2 separate regions of the Homo sapiens genome follow, and region 2 is linked to region 1. Evidence: read pairs that join two places in POLR2A ChIA-PET (ENCODE). Cell type or tissue: CD4-positive, alpha-beta T cell. All regions are shown on one strand.

Evidence for each region. ChIA-PET counts read pairs that join two places held together with the same protein. Peaks named below come from ENCODE experiments on the same cell type or tissue, not always from the same donor. Only the 100,000 strongest peaks of a DNase experiment are listed, where the experiment ranks them.
Region 2: POLR2A ChIA-PET joins it to region 1 with 6 read pairs; 2 of 35 experiments call an interaction of 5 or more read pairs at or near these places.

The regions. Positions count from the first base shown.
Region 1 is chr3:177,141,105-177,149,104 of GRCh38, reverse strand. The region is part of intron 1 of TBL1XR1 (TBL1X/Y related 1); the gene reads left to right. Among named protein-coding and RNA genes, the nearest start is that of TBL1XR1, 52 kb to the left of the region's middle. RefSeq lists a silencer at 4,270-4,564. In CD4-positive, alpha-beta T cell, no CTCF peak of the experiment used is centred here; DNase peaks (open chromatin) are centred at 2,314, 3,514, 3,984 and 6,664; H3K4me3 peaks cover 1,074 bases; H3K27ac peaks cover 2,427 bases.
Region 2 is chr3:177,542,845-177,550,844 of GRCh38, reverse strand. All of the region lies in intron 2 of LINC00578 (long intergenic non-protein coding RNA 578), which reads right to left. Among named protein-coding and RNA genes, the nearest start is that of LINC00578, 100 kb to the right of the region's middle. In CD4-positive, alpha-beta T cell, no CTCF peak of the experiment used is centred here; no DNase peak of the experiment used is centred here.

The sequences.
Region 1 (8,000 bases):
CTTGGGACTGAGCAAGAAATGGAAGCTCTGCTCATTGCTTACTTCTAAAGCAAAGCAAAGTCTCCTGGAGTTTTTTCTTTTCTTTTCTTTTCTTTTTTTTTGAGGGAGTTTTGCTCTTCTTTGTCCAGGCTGGAGTGCAATGGCGTGATCTCGGCTCACCACAACCTCTGCCTCCTGGGTTCAAGTCATTCTCCTGCCTTAGCCTCCCGAGTAGCTGGGATCACAGGCACGCACCACCACAACCAGCTAATTTTGCATTTTTAGTAGAGGCAGGGTTTCTCCATGTTTGCCAGGCTGGTCTCAAACTCCTGACCTCAGGTGATCCACCCGGCCTCCCAAAGTGCAGGGATTACAGGCGTGAGCCATCGCACCCAGCCAATTTTTATTATTTTTATTTTTTTCTCGAGTCTTATTCTGTTGCTCAGGCTGGAGTGTGATCTCGGCTCACTGCAATCTCCCCCTCCTGGGTTCAAGTGATTCTCCTGCCTCAGCCTCCTGAGTAGGTTCAATTACAGGCATGCGGCACCATGCTCGGCTAATTTTTTGTATTTTTAGTAGAGATGGGGTTTCACCATATTGGTCAGGCTGGTCTCGAACTCCTGACCTCGTTATCCACCCACCTCAGCCTCCCAAAGTGCTGGCATTACAGGCGTGAGCCACTGTGCCTGAGAGGTTTATTTTTGAGATCAAAGAGTATGCCATGTCTTTAGCCATAAGAGAAGCTGGGAATTTTAAATTCTAATTTCTAGTTTAGATAGTAAGTAGATTTCAGAACGTGGAAATATCCACAAATTAAAAAGTCTTTTCAAACTTGATAGATGTCCACAACAGTAAATACTTAACTGTCCCCTATCAGCATGTATACCTCCTTTTGTACTTAAACTTTCAACATCCTTAACTAGCTGTCATCTAAAAAATCTACAATTTATAAAAAGTTTGTGTTATATTCTAAATTGGTGAGTTGGTTATTTAGATCCTAAAATTGATTCTTCATTCAGAACAAAAAAATTATAAAATAACGGACTTGTTTCCATGGTAGCCAGAATAAGTAAGGTTGTTGACAAAAGCTAAGTGTCTGTTTCACAGAGATAACTTTCTTAATGGTGGAAAGATTCTGGGTGTTACCATATTGCTACCAGGTAGCTCTGTGTCCCCTGTGAAATGTGGTACTGTTTGGTGTGGAGGTGAGAGGAACTCAAGAGTTAATTGTTGCTTATAGTAGATCACATTATTCAAAAACAGTTGCTTCCCTTCTTTACTGGCTTCTCCCTACAGGACCTCCTATTTGTGGGAGGAGTACTTCCTTGTTCCTGTGGACATCAGGAATGGCCATGGAACTTGATTTGGCCACTGGAAGATGAGTAGAAGTGATTATTTGTCATGTCTAAGCTGAAGCCTTATTAGGAGCCATTGCATGAATGATTTTTGCTAATTTTCCTCAGCCCCAAGAAAAATGGGCCAGATAAAGACTATTTCTTTTGCTAGATTCCAGAATGAAGAAGATGCCTGTAGCCAACCTGTAGCTGACAACAAAAATGAGAAATACATTTTGCGCTGTCTGTTGAACCCAAGACCCTTTCAGAGTAAAACTAATTTAATAATCATAAGTACTTTCTTTCACTGTGTTGACATTTGCACTTTGGCTCAAAAGTGATGTTTTGGAAAACTTGCTGGTTAGGAAAAAATCAGTGCAGTTTCTTCAAACTATGTTCTGCAGCACCATCACCACATATTTATAGTAAACGAAGTTTTACTTGGTCGGGCATCGTGGCTCATCCCTGTAATCCCAGCACTTTGAGAGGCTGAGGCAGGAGAATTGCTTGAGCACAGGAGTTTGAGACCAGCCTGGGCAACATAGGGAGACCTCGTCTCTATAAAAAAACCAAAAATGTTAGCTGGGCATGGTGATGCGTGCCTGTAGTCCCAGCTACTTAGGAGGCTGAGCTGTGGTGATCCCTTGAGTCCAGGAGGTTGAGGCTGCAGTGAGCCAAAATCACGCCATTGCACTCCAGGCTGGGTGATAGAGTAAGACTACATCTCTTAAAAAAAAAAAAAAAGTCTTAGGAATCTCCTTGATGAAGCAGTAAAAAGTATTAATCTAAAAAAATCATGATCTGAATCTGAATCATTTTAATGGTCTTTGTGATGAAATGGGAAATGTTCATAAAATACTTGTGAATGCAAAAGTATGATGGTTTCAGAGGGAAAACTCTTGGGCATTATTTGAGTTATGAGCAGAACCAGCCTTCTTTAATTTTCGCTTGAAACAGTGACTCACTATGGTGATTCTGACATGAGCATTTTAGAGATATTTTCTCAAACAAAGTGAGCTTTTACTTTAAGGAAAACAACGGACGGTATTTGTTGCCAGTGATAAAATCTGAGATTTCACGTGATAGTTTGGGTTTTGGAAAATTATTAGATACTGTGAGCTTGATAGCTTCCTGTTATTTAGAATTTTTCTGATGATCTTGGTAAAAGTAGTAGTGAATACAACTTTTTTTTTTTTTTTTTTGAGATGGAGTCTCGCTCAGCTGCCCAGGCTGGAGTGCAGTGGCGTGATCTTGGCTTACCACAACCTCCGCCTCCTGGGTTCGAGACCAGCCTGGCCAACATGGTGAAACCCCCATCTCTACTAAAAATACAAAAAATTACCTGGGCATGGTGACGGATGCCTGTAGTCCCAGCTACTCGGGAGCCTGAGGCAGGAGAATCACTTGAACCCGGGAGGCAAAGGTTGCAGTGAGCCGAGATCACGCCATTGCACTCCAGCGTGGGCAACAAGAGCAAAACTCCCATCTCAAAACAAACAAAGCATATCATATGAAAGCCAGAAAACTGACTTAACCTGAGGCAGTATAGTGAAGATGTACTGCTGTACAAGCCAAATGAAAGCAAATTGCTTCTGAAATTCTGTTTGTAGAGATAGAGAAACCTTTGCCAGAATGATAGCTGCATATCAGGTACTGAACTAAGCAGATCACATATGAATACCAGCTCTTCCTTGTAGTCATTAAGATTAAAACACAGTCATCCTCTAAAAATATTTGTTTTCTGTATTAGCCAGACAGTTGTATTAAGTAGGTACCTGCTAGGAATTGCAATCCTTGCATCTTTCAGTTCTTTGACAATTCTTTCAGGAATGCAAATTACTTTTGTTTGGAGGGAGAGCTCCTGGGATCTCCATCAGACTTCCTGATAAAAACTACCCTGCAACTCCACCTGTCATGGCATCAGTATGGGAATTTTGTCTGTTGGAAAACTAAGACTGCCCTTTGCAACTATATGTTCAACACCTGGAGAAGATAACCAATAAATTGGGAGGGTTAATCTACTCTGATAAATGGACTTTTGACCAAAACTTTATTATTTGACCACTGTCATTCCTCTTTCTGACAAATGTGCCACATTGGTGCTATCTGGGTCTTTTAGAGATTTAAGAGTTAGCTTTTATAGTCCCAGAAAGGTCTGGGTGTTTCACTTTTCAAGTACATGGTTACCTTAGTAAGGGGCTGTTGATCTTTGTGGAAAGCCAAGAGGGAAATCACAGTACTTGTGATGTAATTATAGAGCTTTGTCTAAAGGATACCTTGCCTTACTGCCTTTATTCTAGAGGGTCTGCGAACTTTGAGAGGCTGTTATTTTTCTATCTTGGTGGCTTATGTCCCCCTTGTCAGGTCTCTGTATTCCATACATATTTGTTTACCCAGGTTAGGAGTTAGCAGACTTTTTCTATAGGGAGCCAGATATACAGTCACTGAAAAAAACAATGCAGTGCTGCCATTGTAGTGCTAAAGCAGCCATAAATAGTACATAAATGAGCTTTTCTGTTCAATTAAAACTTTATTTACTAAAACACAGTGGGTCAGATTTGCCTCCGGTTGTAGTTTTCATACCTCTGGTGTAGATCACATAGGATTATAGTGGAATGTCTTTATGTTACGGTTTTAGGGACTTTCCAAGGTTCCTGCAGACAAACCAGTTTGATAACCACTAGGTTCCTGTTCGTTAAGCTTGCCTGGTACCACTTGAAGTTATAATTAAACAGTCAACAAAATCAGCCTGTGCATTTGAGTTTTGGTTTTAAAGCTTTAGAGCAGGGGTTGGCAAACTGCAGTCTGCAGGCCAAATGTGGCCAGCCTGTTTTTTTGTGATCCACAAGTTAAAAATGTTTTCCATAATTTAAAATAATTGAATAAAGAAGATCAAAAAAGAATGATATTATTTTGTGACAAGTTAAAAATTACATGAAATTCAAATTTTCATGTGTAAAGTTTTATTGAAATACAGCCACATTGATTAATTTATGTGTAGGTTATGGCTGCTTTCTTTTTCTTTTTTTCTTTTTTTTTGGGACGGAGTCTCCCTCTGTCGCCCAGGCTGGAGTGCAGTGGTGCAATCTCGGCGCACTGCAAGCTCCGCCTCCTGGGTTCACGCCATTCTCCTGCCTCAGCCTCTGAGTAGCTGGAACTACAGGCACCCGCTACCACACCCAGCCAATTTTTTTTTTTCTAAAGTAGAGATGGGGTTTCACTGTGCTAGCCAGGATGGTCTCGATCTCCTGACCTCATGATCCACCCGCCTTGGCCTCCCAAAGTGCTGGGATTACAGGCGTGAGCCACCGCGCCCGGCCAGGTTATGGCTGCTTTCACTTCACAACTACACAGTTGAGTAGTTGCAACAGAGACCTTTGGCCTTGGAAGAATTACTATCTGGCCCTTTACAGAAAAACGTTTTCTAACCTTGGCTTAAGATGGAGAACGATTCTTTAATGTTGTACTTAGTAACTGCCTCTTTCTTTGTCAGTGCCATGAGTCAAAAATTTATGCTGTGAATATGTCACTTTGTGTTTTTTTTTGAGACGGAGTTTTGCTCTTGTTTCCCAGGCTGGAGTGCAGTGGTGTGATCTCAGCTCACTCCAACCTCCGCCTCCCGGGGTTCAAGCGATTTTCGTGCCCCAGCCTCCTGAGTAGCTGGGATTACAGGCATATAGCACCATGCCCAGCTAATTTTGTATTTTTAGTAGAGACGGGGTTTCTCCATGTTGGTCAGGCTGGTCTTAAACTCCCTACCTCAGGTGATCCGCCTGCCTCCCAAAGTGCTGGGATTACAGGCATGAGCCACCATGCCCGGCCTGAATATGTCACTTTCTTAACTCCAACACTGTTAGAAGCAGTCATCCCCACTCCACTGTCCTCGTATATCTGTGGCATGACCTTCATAGATTTCTACCAGTCTCACTTGTTCCCCAAAGCGTTGTTTTCTTTAGTCACTTCATTGCAGATGACCACAGTTGATAATTTAATTCTGTTAGAGCCTGAATGAACTATCAGAGACCCATCTTATATAATTAGCTGTACCCTCACTGAATTGAAACCTAAACAATTGGATAATATTCTCAGATTCCCATCACCTTGAAAGTTTGCTCATTTACCTACTTCACATGGTAGTTACAATAATTTAATGAGATAAATATAATCTAGTATTTTACTGAATTTTCACTTGCACAGGCACTGAGCCAGGTGCTTTTCACACATAACAAAAAGTTTAATTTCAAAGGTTAGCTGATAAATATTTTAAATTTAGGAATAAATATCCCCCTGCCCCATCATCACTTCACGTACTGTAAAAAACTTACAGCATTTACAAGTTTTAAAATCACATTAAAGTGGTTGACATAAATTAATATCTTTGCCTATAATATTCCTTCCCTTTTTTTTTTGACTTGTAGATACAGTTGATTTTTGTCATTCACTGTAGTTATGTTCTTTATAGTTGCCTTGAACACTGACTTAGCAAATACTGAGCATCGCTCCTACGGGAATATGCAGGGTTAGGTTCCTGTAGGCCTCGGTCATAACATTTTTGTCAGCTGATCAATAGTAACTGTGTGTTTCTGTTTAAAGATAACTTCCTAATATATATTGTTGATTGATTAATATTGCATTTAGAGTCAACAGCACTAAAACTCATATGAACAAAGCTTATTTCCCACACATATTTTCTCTGCAGCCTTTTTGTACTTAGCAATACTAGATAGCCCTAAGCATAGTGATCAAGTGCTATTTTAAATAGTGAAATGACCAACAGAAAGCACAAACATGCAAAAACGTGGCACTAAATAGACCACCCAAAGGACATTTGTTTGCCATATGATGGCTGAAACAAGGCAGAATGCTGTCTTTTTTTTGTCTTCAGGTGGGTAAGTGTACAATGGGCACCTCAAATTTTTCATCATTTTGTGCATGTCCACATATGATTGCAAAAGTGCTGCAAGTATTAATTTTGGTGCAAGCAGGCAAATTCATAAATGTGAAATCCATGAATTGGTGAGGATTGACTGTATTTCCCTTGATGCCACTAATTTATTATTGTAAATTTATTATTTTAAATTTTTATTTCACTTGCTTCTTAAATTTACTTATTTTAATCGTAAATAGACATAAAAATTTACTATATTAACTGTTAAAAAATGTATAGTTCAATAGTGTTAAGTAAATTCCTACTGAGGTAGGAGACGGGACTTGACTCCAGAGTTGGGGCTTGGACTTTGCACCAGGTGAAGACTAGCTGAAGCAGGGAAGAGATGAAAACACTTCTCCATAAAGACATGCCCACCAGTGTCATGTTAGTTTATCATTGCCATGGCAACACCTGAAAGTTTCTGTCCCTTTCCGTGACAACAACCTAGACGTTACCCCACTTCTAGAAATTTCTGCAGAACCTGTTCCTTAGTTTGCGTGTAATTAAGAGTAGGTGTAATTAAGAGTAGGTATAAATGTGACTACAGAACTGCTCCTGAGCTGGCCCTCTGGTCATACTGCTAATGGGGGAGCCCTGCTCTGCAAGGAGCAGTACTTCTGCTGCTGCTTCCACTAAAATTGCTGTCAAACACCACTGGTTCACCCTGAATTCTTTCCTGGGTGAAGCCAAGAAGCCTCCTGGGCTAAGCCTGAATTTTGTCTCTTGTCTACCCTGCACTACAATCAGTCTCCAGTATTCATCCTGCAAAACTGAAACTCTGTGCCCATTAAGCAACTTCTTCTCATTCCTCTCGCCTCTAGCCACTGGCAATCACTATTCTTATTTTCTGTCTTTATGAATTTGAGTATTATAGGTACCTTATGTAAGTGGAATCATGTAGTGTTTGTCTTTTTATGAACTACCTTAATATACTTAGCATAACGTCCTCACAGTCATCTATGTTGTAGCATGTGTCAGAATTTCCTTGCTTTTTAAGGTTAATGTTTCACTGTATATATAGACCATGTTTTGTTTATCTGTTGATGGACACTTTGGTTGCTCCCGACTTTCGGCTATTGTGAATAGTGCTGCTGTGAACACGGGTGTACAAGTATCTCTTTTGAGATCCTGCTTTGTTTTGGTCCACTAACAGTTTATCTTTTATATGCGATACATACACATTGTAAAAATGAGTGAACCAACCAGATGGAACAGATGTACACTGTAAAGTGATATGTTGAAAGTTCTTAGTTTGAGCTCATTCTATTCACCAAATACAGCTGTTGTTAAGACTTCGATATGTAACCTTGCAAATGTGTTTTTATGCACTTTCAGGTGCATATAAAAATATGTGAAAAATATTTAATACGATTTATATGTAGTTTAATAACACTTGAGATCATATGCATACTGTTCTGTTGATAACCTAATGCATTGTGAATATTATTCATGTAAATACAAATATATTTTGTTCTTAACTTCTACTTGGTATTCTGACTTACTTAACTTCTACCTGGTATTCTGACTTACCATAACTTTTTAGAAATCAAAATCAGTTTTTAAATTATTTAAAAGTAATGCATGCATGCAGCAGAATCTCCAAATAGGATAGAATGATACGAAGAAAACTAAGATCTTTTTCCCCCATCCCCAAGCTTTCTAGAGGCAGCCACTGTTAATAGTTGTTTATTTCTTGCTTGCTTTATTTTAAATGATAAATTATACTAAAGAGTCAGTATTAACTATGGGACATATTT
Region 2 (8,000 bases), 400 kb before region 1:
GTTTTAAAGTAATGTAAGTTTTATACATATATTTTATGATTTTTCTCCTTTCTTAATTGTAAGAGATTTGAATTTAATAAGGGAAAGAAGTTTACAGTGTCTCCTGCCTTTCCCATGTGATTCAGATTAAATGTTTGTTTTTTGTTGTTTTTTAACAGCTCATGTCTACAACCTGAGGAGTTTGTTTCTTGTTTTTTAATTTTCATTTCAAAAGGTTTTTGGGGAACAGGTGGTGTTTGGTTACATGAATAATTTCTTTAGTGGTGATTTCTGAGACTTTTGTGCAGCCATCACCCAAGCAGTGTACACTGTACCCACTGTATAATCTTTTATCCCTCATCCCCTTCCCACCCTTTTCCCTGAGTCCCCAAAGTCCATTATATCATTCTTATGCCTCTGCATCCTCATAGCTTAGCTCCCACTTAAGGGTGAGAACATACAATGTTTGGTTTTCCATTCCTGAATTATTTCACTTAGAATAATGGTCTCCAATTCCATCTAGGTTGCTGCAAATGCCATTATTTCATTCCTTTTTATGGCTGAGTAGTATTCTATTGTGTGTGTGTGTGTGTGTGTATGTATGTGTGTGTGTGTATATATATCACTTTTTTTTTTTTTTTTTGAGATGAAGTCTCGCTCTGTCACCCAGGCTGGAGTGCAGTGGCGCAATCTCGGCTCACTGCAAGCTCTGCCTCCTGGATTCAAGCAATTCTCCTGCTTCAGCCTCCTCAGTAGCTGGGATTACAGGTGCACACCACCACGCTTGGCTAATTTTTGTATTTTTAGCAGAGATGAGGTTTCACCATGTTGGTCAGGCTGTTCTCGAACTCCTGACCTCGTGATCTGCCCGCCTTGGCCTCCCAAAGTGCTGAGATTACAGGCGTGAGCCACCGCACCTGGCCATCACATTTTCTTTATCCACTCATTGATTGGCGGACATTTGGGCTGGTTCCACATTTTTGCAATTATGAATATAAGCAGCAACTTTTCAAGGAACCACCACAGTACTCTCAGACATAATGGCACAGAAACATTACTCCTTTGCTTTCATCACCATTTTAGACTTTTCACAGCATGCTTATATTGCTCTGCTGTGTTTCTCATTTTGGGTGGGACAAATTATCATTGGGTGGGACAAATTATCATTGGGTGAGACCATCTCATGCACTGTAGGACATTTAGCACCCCTAGCCCCCCCCCCCCCCACTCATAACAGTACTAATACCAATAGTACCAGAAATATGACTGGTATTACTGGGAGTGGCCAGGGGTGTTACATGTCATTAAGCTCAGTTACTGGAACAACCCAAATAACACCTTACACGTCTCCAATTGCTGTCTGGAAATAGAACTGCGCCACTTCAGACTTTTTGGTAAAGAAAGTATCACTATGTCCACTTCACAACTGGGGAAACTGAGGCATAAAGAGTGCCTGACCAAGTTAATTAGAGACCCAGACAGTAAAAACAAGTAGTAAATGACCTATGTATGTCACAAACGGTGATTAGCAAGTGGGGTGGGGCAGGGACGTTACTCTGAAGGCTTTTCTAAGTACACAGACACTCCCGTAGACACTCACTCCAGTGAAAAATCACTGTCATAATGAGTTATCATTAATGATGGGAGTGTGTTATACTCCTTAGGGTTTGAAGACGTGAAAATGATCACAAGTGCTAAAAAGTATGCAGAGTTTCTTTCCATTTACCTGGCTGTTACACCGGAAAATAAAAAGGAGAGGAAGAAGGCATAGGGATGGAGAAATCACAACTCTAAAACACCTGAATCCCAATCCCTGAAGGCGGTCCAGTCCCTGACCTGACCCCACACCAACTCCATCCTCACAGTTTTAATACCTTGCACCTGTTAGCAATATTTCACAAAACGGCATGTGCATTAGCATCCATAGTATCCATAATTAGTAGTTCTTGTTAAATGAATTTAACATTGTGTGTCCTCTCTTTGTCTCATTCTGTCATGTGGTATGATAACATTTAGATGCCACCTTTTTTTTTTTCTTTTTTTCCCGAGATGGAGTCTTGCTCTTGTCACCCAGGTTGGAGTGCAGTGGCATGATCTTGGCTCACTGTAACCTCCACTTCCCAGGTTCAAGTGATTCTCCTGCCTCAGCCTCCTGAGTAGCTGGGATTACAGGCGTGCACCACCACGCACGGCTAATTTTTGTATTTTTAGTAGACACGGGGTTTCACCATGTTGCCCAAGCTGGTCTCGAACTCCTGACCTCGTGATCCGCCCACCTCAGCCTCCCAAAGTGTTGGGATTACAGGTGTGAGCCAACATGCCAGGCCCTAGATGCCACCTTTTTGTTGCAAGTTATATTCCTCTGTTTTGTTGAAGTCAGTGAGAAAATATATTTCTCCATATTAAAATGTATTATCCTGCCAACTCTTCAGGAACATGTCTATTTTGAATAGGGAGAGGGACTGGTGTTCACTTGTCTCCTTCAACTTTGTGTGAAAAGGAGTAAACAGGAGGGTGCAGTGGCTGGACAGAGAGGACAGTTGGTTCCATCCAGTGGCTTTATTTTGAGCCTCTGAATAAATTTCCTAGCTTGAAAAGAGACTGTGGCTTCTGCTGTGCAATAAGCTCAGACTTTCTTTTTTGGAAGTCTTCAGAGCTGAAAGCCAAGTTTGACCTTAAATGCTCCGAGCCTTGACTCTTTCCGGTGTACTTTGTAACTCAAGTATAAAAGAACACCTGAGTTCTTGCTAAAGGAAATAGAGGCTTCTGAATTCCTTTGTGTGCCACAGAGGGTTCAACTTCCATGCGGGCTCTTCTAACACTTGGCTAACTTTTTCTATCTTTCTCCCCCCGCTAGCTGTCCTTTTCATTGCTTAGGAAAAGAATTTCAAAAGTATCCAGAATTAGAGCTGTAATGCATAGGATCATGGAAAACATTTAGAATGAGTTCAGCAAATCCACAACACACACACGCGCGCGCGCGCGCGCACACACACACACAAAGACCATGGGGGCAGAGGAGCAGAGGAGGTGGTAACGTCTGCATTTAATTCTGAAACAGCAACACAAAGTTTTAAAATCACATGCTTGGCTTTTAAGTCAAGAAATATTTTTGGAACACCAGCCAGCCATGTGCCAACCACTGGGTGAGGTACTGAGGAAGGGAGTTGGAGGGGAAAAGGGAGATAAAAGGCAATTCCCACCAGTCCCTGGAATAGGTAGGTAACTTTGTCCTCCTGGTATGAGAAGGGCCAAGGACATCTCTCACACTCCCCCAGGATTCCAAGAGCTGCTGGCTAGCCAGAAGACGAGAAGTAGAAGAAAATTAAAAAAAAAAAAAACAGACAATAAGGGGTAATAGGAGGTCAGGGGAAGGAAAGCTTTCCTGATAGCCAAGACATCGGCTTTTCAGCAGTCCTTTAGGAGTTCCTGATATCTAATGATAGAGGGACCAAATAACGTTTTTAAAAACTGGGAACATGTACCACTTCATCACAGGAAATTCTATTTTGGAGGCATTCATTCATTCATTCACCAAATAGTTATGGGACACCTACCATGCCAGACACTGGAGAAACACAGATATGTCTGGCTGAGTCTGTACACTCAAGTTACTTACTGACTCTATAGATTATTGTTCACACTCTTCACTCCCTCCATATAGAAGGAATACACATCCATGCGCTTTACCAGATAACCTGGCAATAATACTGCATCAGAGTAAGTGGTGCACATTTCTCCACACCACTGATGTTGGGTCTGGGCACATGACTTGCTTAAGTCAACGGAATGTTAGTGCATTTGATGTGAACCAAGGCTTTCAGTGTGTTTGTAAAATTTGCCTTGGCCTCTTGTGCTTACCATTTCTAGAAGAATAAATTGCCCTAGAAAAAACATGAGTGAGGAATGAAGAAGCATGCAGAGGAGACTTACATTCAATTCTCAAGCTAGAGTCCAGCTGAGTCCAGTCTCGATCAGCCAAACCAGAGTAGGCTTGCAGAGCAAAAAGAGAAATGTTTGTGGTTGAAAGCCGCTAAGATTTCGGGGGCTGTTTGTTTTGTAGCTTTATTATACCAATAGTTTATTAATACATTGACCAACGGCATGACACAACAAACAATGAAGTATGAAAAATTTTTGCTAGTGCCTTTTAGGGTGATTAGTGTTTCTGATTCGCACAGGACAGTCTGTTTTCAAACTGAAAGTCCTGCATCTCAGAAAATCCAGTATGGTCAGTCATCTTAGCGCCTTCCCACCTCCAATTTCAGAATCCTTTTTGCCTGTTGGTGCTAGCCATAGCTCTGCTGTAGACATCTGAGGCCCTCATGCTGCGTCTAATTGTTTCTGCTCCTGTCCCAGACCCTCACCCACCATTTCCACAGCTCCTCACTTACCTCTGCCCCATGAACAATTTGTCCAGCGTCAGACCCATGTATTTTCTGTCTCTCTTCAAAACTTGCCTATCTCCAGTAGTTACTAATTGCTGATAAAATTTATTTACCACAAGTTGTTAATGGTGATATAGTATTCCAAAAGATGTTTCTATTAAAACAAAACAAAACAAAAGTCTCCTGGAGTGGCAGTGCCTTAACCCAGGGCAGCAGACTCGGGTGCTGCTACTCTCCCCAACCTGAATCCATGGCAGAACGTCAGTAATCAAGTACGACACTGTTCCCATTAAGCCCAGATGCAGATTCAAAATCCTGCTCAACACAATGCTTTTGGTAACTGCTTCAAACATATTAGAGTTGGAACATAAAATGAATCCCATATGTCAAATGTGACTTAGGCCAGAAAAAAAAATGGTGGGAATCTAACCTCTTTTTTTTTTTTTTTTTTGAGACAGAGTTTCCACTTTTGTTGCCCAGGCTGGAGTGCAATGGTGTGATCTTGGCTCACCACAACCTCTGCCTCCCGGGTTCAAGTGATTCTATTGTCTCAGCCTCCCAAATAGCTGGAATTACAGGCATGCGCCACCCTGCCTGGCTGATTTTGTATTTTTAGTAGAGACAGGGTTTCTTCATGTTGGTGAGGCTGGTCTCGATCTCCCCGCCTCAGGTGATCCGCCCACCTCGGCCTATCCAGGATGCTGGGATTACAGGCATGAGCCATCACGCTGGGCCCTAACCTGACTCTATGTCTGAAGGCAGGTGGAAGCATGGGACGAACAGTACATTGAGAATCAGGCAACCAGGAATCCATTTCTGTGACTGATCAAGTTACCAAAATTTTCCTGGCCTCGGCTTCCTCATTTGTAAAAAAAGAATTTCATTAATTCCATGGCCTCTGGGCTAAGAATTTCTCTCTGTAATGTTAAGACTTTAAAGAAAAAAATAATTTATCTGGTATCTTCCAATTCTACAGGACTGTGTTTCTATGAACCCATACTAAAGGGTTTCCTTTAGACAGGAAAGAGCAAAAATAGCTATGCTGACAGGATCAAATGAGGCCACGAATTTAAAAATATTTTGCTAGTTGTAATGTGTTCTAGAAAAGAGAAGGGAAATGATTTTATGGTTATTATTTGTCATGATCATCTCATCTTCTAACCTCTTCCTTACTGTAGTCACAGGGCAACTGGATCTCTGTTCAGGGTAGGGGTGGCAAGAGCTCATGATGAGGATTTTCCTGTTGTCCCATTAAACAAACAAGGCTGGGTCCAGTGGCTTATGCCTGTAATCCCAACATTTTGGGAGGCTGAGGCGGGCAGGTCACCTGAGGTCAGGAATTCGAGACCAGTCTGGCCAATATGGTGAAAGCCCATCTCTAATAAAAATACAAAAAAATTACCCAGTCATGGTGGCAGACTCCTGTAGTCCCAGCTACTATGGAGGCTGCGGTGGGAGGATTGCTTGAACCCAGGAGGTAAAGGTTGCAGTGAGCAAAGATGGCGCCACTGCACTCCAGCCTAGGCAACGAGAAAGAACAACTCCGTCTCAGAAAAAGACCAAGCAAACAGGAGAAAATTTAGGAAGTCTAATCACCACACTAGAGTGTTGGTACCAGAAAATAAGTTTAAATTTAAGAAGGATGTAGGAGCTTGGCAAATACCTTAAGCCCTTTAAACATCCACTTATGTATCCCCAAATTGTAGAAACACTTACATCTCATTTTTAAGAAGGCCCAGCTGAATAAAGAGAATAATTAACTATGTTATTATGGGGATTCTCTACAACTTACCTAAAACATTTAATCTAATGCCTGCCACATTATGAGTAGTATACAACTGGCAATGGCCATGAATGTTATTAAAGTGGTGACTTCATCAATTGTCTTGTAAACCATCTGAAGAAAGGCCTAGCATAAGGGGGACGACATCCATGGTCTAGAAAAGGGCAGCCAAAGGGGCTGACCCAGGCCTCCAGGCACTGGGGAGTCGGGTGCCCAGGGTAGAAGGGGCGGCCATTTGGCTTTCCCTGCCTGGATCAGTACCAGTGAATCCATCTCACCCACCAAATGGATTGTTGTTGCTTTTGCTCCCTTGCAGGGATGCTTTGCCCAGGGTAACAGGGATTTGGCTTGGTTAGTACAGCTGCTCCTGGTGAGAGTTTGTAGGTGTCCAGCTCGCAACCACACTGACTCTGAGGGCACTGACAACTTTGGAGTTTAGACTTGCCACTTCCATGTAATTGGTCCTACACCAGGGTGGTGCCTGCACCAGGACGGTGCTACCACCTCCATGCAGCAAGCAGGCATCCCTCAGGAGAGGGCTGTAAGATTTCATTTACATGACAGTCTAGAAAAAGCAAAACTATAGGCACAAGAAATAGGCCAGTGTTGCCAGAGGCTGACATCGGAGAAGGGGATGGACTGCAAAGGGGCATGAGAGGACTTATGGGGGTGATAGAAATTGTTATAGGCTCAATTTTGTCCGCCCCTGCAACCCCACCTCAATTCATGTGTTGAAGCCCTAACCCCCAGTAGTTCAGAATGGGACTGTATTTGGAGATAGGATCTTTAAAGAGATAATTGAGTTAAAATGAGGTCTGTAGGTGGGCCTAACACAATCTGACTGGTATCCTTATGAGAGGAGGAAACCTGGACAGAGAGACACCATATATGTGCACACACAGAGGAAAGACTAAGTGAAGACACAGCCAAGAAGGGAGGCCACAGGAGAAACCGAGCCTGCCTGCAACTTAATCTTGGACACTCCAGCCTCCAGAACTGTGAGAAAATAAATTTCTGTAGTCTAAGCCACACCGTTTGGGGTACTTTGTTATGGCAGCCCTAGCAAACTAATACAGGAAAATCCTATACTTTGATTATGATCAATTATGAAATCAATTGTTTACCTTTGTCAAAGCTAAAAATTGTAGGCCTACAGAGGGTGACTTTCACCATATATAAACTATTCGTCATTAAACCTGACTTTTAAAAAGTGCTATCAGTCTTTTATTATTATTATTATTATTTTTTGAGACAGAGTCTTACTCTGTTGCCCAGGCTGAAGTGCAGTGGCCTGATCTTGGTTCACGCCAACCTCTGCCTCCTGGGTTCAAGTGATTCTATTGCTTCAGCCTCCTGAGTAGCTGGGACTACAGGCGTGCACCCCCACACCAGGCTAATTTTTGTATTTTTAGTAGAGTCAGGGTTTCACCATGTTGACCAGGCTGGTTTCGAACTCCTGGCCTCAGGTGATCTGCCTGTCTTCCAAAGTGCTGTGCCTAGAGGTATGAGCCACCACATTCAGCTTACCAGTCATATTTTTAAAGTTTGGCATCATAGTAAATAATAATGATAGCAATAACAATATCTCTGTGAAGAATTTTCTGAATATAATGGAAAATTCACAATTAAGTTAAATAATAAGCAAATATTATTCTTAAACTTTTATTTTGCTTAATTTTTCAAATGCAACAGTTTTACAAAGATGGTAATTATGATATAATGCAATCTCCATTGTAATGTTCTTCTGTATAAGTAATTTGTGTATGAGCATTTGCTGGCTTAAAAAAGATATAATCATCCTGAAAGCTATGTAGCTAAGGTACTCTCTATTAATATCAATATTAACTGTC